2 separate regions of the Homo sapiens genome follow, and region 1 is linked to region 2. The links are chromatin loops, found by intact Hi-C in ENCODE. Cell type or tissue: GM12878. All regions are shown on one strand. Links, peaks and the distances in the headings refer to the core of each region. The heading gives the core; the rest is flanking DNA.

Region 1 (2,930 bases), core at 114-2,613, 120 kb after region 2:
AGACCTTATTTCAGACCTTAGCATTTAAAGAAATCTTGTGATGAATCTGTCAGTTGAATCTGATGACAGGGAATGAGCAAAATATCTAAATCCCCTCCCCCCCTCCAGATACCTGAACTTTAGCCAAAAGTTAAGCTCCACACTTTTCCCCTGTAACCTTTCCCTGTTTCCCTCTGGCTTTCTAATGGCAAGGGAATTCAGGAGCCCAGCACCACTACATCAGCCAAGAAAGATATCAAAAAGATACTGAGTTCTAAAGCAGCAGTCTTTAACTGGGGTAGTCTCCTTTAATAATTGATGGAGGCAACTTGAAACCTTAGGGATTCCTGTCATTCCCCCTCTTATTTATATTGTTTAAGTTATCAATCCTGGCCCCTGAATTTAGAATAACAAAAACAATATAGGCCAGTGATACTGTTTCTTTTAAATGTAACTTGAATATTTCCTAAACAGCAAAAATTTCAAGAGACAGTTGATAAAACTCACAAATAATGATTTAATGTGTATTTTTCAGATTCAGTTTGTTATTCAGTACATTTTATCGCCAACTCTCATCATATTCATCTCATACCAGACTTAACATTTTCTATGTCCTGCTAACCTCGTATAAATTTCCAAACACATCATGAAAAATTTTAATGTCAGCTTAAAAATCTTCCAGAGGATACATGGGTTTCAAAGCCTTTTGGGAGTACACAAGCAAAAAGTCTGAACACCCATTATTCAAAAGCTGTTCTGGCCAACAAAACAGTCACTAGCCACAGGTGACTATTTAAATGTAAATTAGATAAAATTAAAAATTCAATTTTGCAGTCACGCTAGCCACATTTCAGGTCCTCAAGAGCCACCTGTGGCTAGTAATGCCGTACTGGACAGTGCAAATTCAGAACACTTCCATCATCACAATAAATTCTATTGGACAGGGCTGTCCTAGGGAACCTAGAATATGCACTGTTTGCCCCAGTGAGTTGAAGTTATAAGACTTTTATTCCTGGCACCACCTCCTGGAATGGCAGGCCATTTTTTTTTTTTACTTTTATCAAGATTCCTCCTACACAGGGGTAAAGTGACAGAAAGGTCAAGAAGGAACTTTGAGCTCCCCCTAGAGGTTTGAGTGTGTGGCCAGGAGAATCCTTTTACAAAGATGAATTTAATACTGTGAATAACAACTTTTTACCTGAAACTGTTCAATATGGTAGCCACTACTCACATATGCCTATTTATAACTTAAAACTGAATTAATTAAATATAATTTAAAATTTCTGTTTCTCAGGCACAATGCCACACATTTTAAGGGCTGAACAGACACATGTGACCAGTGGCTATCATACTGAACTGAGGTAGATAGAGAATATTTCCATCATCACAAAATTTTATGGAACAGTACTATTTGTACTACATGCTTTCTAAATTATTTTTTCCTTTAACATGTCCTCTTAATGAAGTAACCAGAATATTTAACTCCACCCTTCACTGTATTTCCAAAATGCCAGAAAATAAACCCAGAATTCTACTCATTCAGTTTTAACATGTGCTTCTTAGCTCCTTTCCTTCTAAAACTGAAATCTTAAATATAAGTGTATGATTGGTAGTCAAAGATGGTCTATTCTTAGAGGATACACATCAAGCATCTGTCAAATTCATAAGCAGATAAGCAAACTGGAAGGCACAAGATTTCAGGTAACATTGGGATGGTAACAACAGAGACTAAATATATAAAAAATAACAGGAAATAAATCTAAACCTATTTGAGTAGCTTATCATATTTCTTAGAAATCTTTCAATGAGAAGATAGAAGAAATGTCTTGTCTGCAAACGCCAAAGAGAAGTCCTCAGAGATGGGCAGAGTCTATTAAAATGCTTATCAGGGACAATGAGAGCTTTTTGCTCCAAGTTAGTTATCTTTGCCCTGTTGGTTCTTATAAATAATTGCAAGGCTTCAGAGCTAAAATGAAAGACCAAATATACTATATGGTGATTTTCCTGTTAGAGTACAAAATTTGTTCCAAAGATGATGACAATTACTGATGAATAAATCTAAGCAATGTCCCCAGAAAATTAATCATTTTGTTCTCTGGGCAGAAGACTCTTTTATCTTTTATTTATTATTTATTTATTTTGAGACAGGGTCTCACTCTGTCACCCAAGCTGAAGTTCAGTGGCTCAATCTCAGCTCACTGCAAACTCCACCTCCCAACCTCAAGCGATCCTCCCGCTTCAGCCTCCTGAGGAGCTGTAACTACAAGTGTGTGCCACCACGCCCGGCTAATTTTTTGTATTTTTGGTAGAGACAGGTGTCACCACGTTGTCCACGCTGGTCTCCAACTCCTGAGCTCACGTGATATGCCCGCCTCAGCCTCCCAAAGTATTGCGATTACAGGCATGAACCACCATGCCCGGCCTCTTTTACCATTTTTAAATTTGTCTGATGAGCGACCAGCACTGATTCAGAAAAGGCAAGTCTTTTAGGTCACATTCAATCACCTTGCATTTCATCTTGAGGCACAGCTAGAAGTACACATCTGTTTCAAAGACATAAAGCCAACTCTCAAGAGGCAAATTTTTGGAGAACACCCAAAAATATGGGACTTGAGAATGAGTTTTGCAGTGCATCAGATTAACTGACTGAAGTGTGAATGCAGCATCTGGCTCAGAGTGAATGCTTTCATGAATTCCAAGTCTAGATAGGTCTTTCAACTACTACAGTATGGCCAGCGATGAGACTGGTCACTCCTTTGAAGTCATCACACTTATAGTCTGCTTTAGGCAAATAACACTAAATCAAGTACCGCCTTGCATTCCATCCCTTGTGTTGTCTTGACCAGCTTTTTAACTCATTGATGTATGTACACAAGCTTCAATTGGATTTTATGCTCTTGGACTACAGGAGTGTATATTATACTTTTATTTTTATTTTTATTTTTAAAACT
Region 2 (2,930 bases), core at 209-2,708:
CTCCACATCACACAGCTATAGCGCTATCTGTAACATCCAGCCCTGAGCATGCCTTCCTTCATCCCATAACTTCTAGCTTTGCCTCCTCCACACCGGCTTCTATATCTTTATCTCTTCTAGACAGAGACTCACTCCTTTGTAATATCTCCCTGCTCATGAAAACTGCTAATTCTCACCTTCCTGAACATCCCCACAGCCACTCTATGAGGTCAAACCCTCATCATCTCTTGCTTGGATATCACAGCAGCCTGCCCACCACCTCTATCTTACTGATCTCCAATCCATCTTCCACAGTGCTGCCACAGCGAACTTTCTAAAATATCTATCATATTCTTTTGCTGTTTAAAAATCTGTCCGTTTAGAATAAAACATACACTCCTTAGCAATGACAAACAAGTCTCCCTGTCTTTCCAACCTATCTCCTGTCATCTGCCCAGTCACACACCCCCCAGTGTTCCAGACCAACCAACCTGCCTGGCATCTCTCCCATGGCCCAGGTACACTCAGGCCTCCATGCTTTTGCCAGGCTATTCTCACTACCCAGTGTGCCCTGCTCACCTCTCAAGATGAGCCTCAGACTACGTAATTATCCCTACTCTCTACAAAGCACTCCCATCGCACCTTGTTCTTCCTCACTGTGGCACTTATCACACTTAACGATAACTGCTTACTATCTTCCTGTCTAACCTGCATGCCTCATTAAGGAAGAGGACATATCTGTTTTACTCATCACTGTATCACCAGTACCTAGCACAGTATCGGGCACATAGTAGGCTCTCAATAGATATTTGAATGACTGACTAAATAATAATAGTAATAGTTACAATCATGACTGCTAAAACTGACTCTGCACTTGTGTGCCAGGCACTGTTACAAGTCTTTACCAGTGTTAATTCGTTTAATTCTCACAGTAATCCTGTAGGTATCATGACGATCTCCATTTCACATATAAACTGAGACATGGAGATGTTATATTACATGTCCAAGATTATTCAGCCGTATAAATGACAGAATCAGGGCCTGAAAGCAGTGACTTCCAGAGCCTTAGACTACCAATATGAAGTCTTACATTCTTACATTATGGCACTCTCAGTAAATGATGCTGACTTAGAAATCCAAAGAACTGCTGGTTCTAATATATTGGTTTAAAAATAAGAAATGGGATTTACATGGTGCTAGTCTTGGGTTTTAAGACTTTTTAAGGTAAGAAGGTAAGAAGGTTGTTGGGCAAGGACTACCAGAGTTCTTACCCTCTCCTCCATACTGCCTCTCCTCTATATATGATTCAGCTCAAATACCATCTTCTGTGGAAACCTTCCCTTACCACCCAGTCTGAGTTCAATGTTTCTCCTCTGTACCCCAAGACACCCCACATGTACCTTCATCATAGCATTCATCACGCTGTCCTATATAACTTGGTATCTATTCCCATTATTCTGTAAGTTCCTTGAGAACAGGAACTTTGACTCAGTCTTATTTTTGTTTGTATCCTCAGTGCCTAAGCACATGGCAAATATTCAAATAACTTTTATGGATGAATGGACAGACGGATGTAGGGACGGATGGATAATGTGAGCTACAGCATTAGCATTCATTTTCAGATAATCCAGCAGGTGGCAGAAGAGGGCAATAGCTGAACGGAAGATGGGCTGCCTTACCTTTCACACTGGTCACTTTCTTCATGATGGTTTCCTGACCTTGGCGCAGGGTCACGGTCACTGTGGCTCCAGGTGTACCGAAGCCCCATATCACTGCCCCAGCAGGCTCCTTCTGCAGCACCATATCATTATTGATGTATGAAGCAAAGCGAAAACCAATACCTAAAAAATTTAACAAACACTGAGGGAAGCATCATCGGAGAGATATAGCACCAACTGGATCAAGTGAAACAGCAAAGAACATACAGTCTTTATGCAAGAGAATTTTAACATACTAAGTCCCTTTAATCGTCTAAAACTGGCTCTTCTTCCTCCTAATTAGGCAAGCAACATAACAAGAACAGTTTCCAACAGTATGCATCATAGCACATGATGACCACTAAGGAAAATTCCCAGAGCCCAAGGCAACCAATGGACCATAGTCTTCCCTCTCCTTCAGAGCTCTTGATCTTTTTTTGCTCTTGGGCTTGGCCCTAACGCTGGGCTCTCTCCCGCAAAATCACTAAAATGCTCCTTTCATGCACCTATAGATGGTGTTTATGAGAAAAATAAACCACTTCCTTTCCCTACTTTCCATTACCACACCTGCTCCTAATGACTGGGAATAAAACAGCATGCCTCTCTCCAAACAGCCTTCCCTAATCTTTTTCCCCTTCTCTATCTCCCCTTTTCTATGCCACTAATGCCAATTTCCTTCAAATAATGCCCCTTATCATGGTTTTTTGACAACCCAGTGTACTGCATCAAAAATTCTAAATAAGCCCTTATAAATACTCATGACAAGTCAGCTTCCTTCTCAGGTAAATTCAAATAAATCAAGACACATAAATAAGGTCAGTGAGAGATAGAAGGTCAACATGTCTGAACAAAGGTCTTCTGTCACAATTTTACCCATTCCACAAGCTAAATTATACTAAAAGGACAAGAGAAAGCACACTAGAAACTGGATTCTATTCTAGAGAGTCACTAACAAGACTGAATAAGAACTCGCTTTAACGACATCATTCCTATTTTTAACATCCAGCCTATATAAAAGTATTTTATTAATACAAACATCCATCCAAATTATCTCAGCGTGTTCCTCATCAAAACTTAACAAGGAAAAAAATAAAACAAATTATATCCCAATTTATCTGAATAAAACAGACCCCAAACTACCTAAAATAATTAACAAAATTTAGATCTTTTTAAGCATTTTAAACAAAAATGATAGGCAGAAAAGAGAACCAGAATTAACAAGGCTGACATTTTCCTCCCTGGAAGCTACAAATG

The links. Hi-C counts contacts between places; a loop is a spot of excess contacts. Peaks named below come from ENCODE experiments on the same cell type or tissue, not always from the same donor. Only the 100,000 strongest peaks of a DNase experiment are listed, where the experiment ranks them.
Region 1: a loop joins it to region 2, with 7 times the contacts of the local background. A loop is called at or near these places in 35 of 110 quality-filtered maps.

Annotation. Positions count from the first base shown.
Region 1 is chr11:124,792,777-124,795,706 of GRCh38, forward strand. All of the region lies in intron 1 of MSANTD2 (Myb/SANT DNA binding domain containing 2), which reads right to left. Among named protein-coding and RNA genes, the nearest start is that of MSANTD2, 6.2 kb to the right of the region's middle. RefSeq lists an enhancer at 494-995. In GM12878, for the core only: a CTCF peak has its summit at 1,101 (motif pointing left); no DNase peak of the experiment used is centred there.
Region 2 is chr11:124,667,702-124,670,631 of GRCh38, forward strand. SIAE (sialic acid acetylesterase) reads right to left here. Exons shown (of 10, transcript NM_170601.5): 2 at 1,659-1,820. Among named protein-coding and RNA genes, the nearest start is that of SIAE, 4.6 kb to the right of the region's middle. In GM12878, for the core only: a CTCF peak has its summit at 1,612 (motif pointing right); a DNase peak (open chromatin) is centred at 1,658.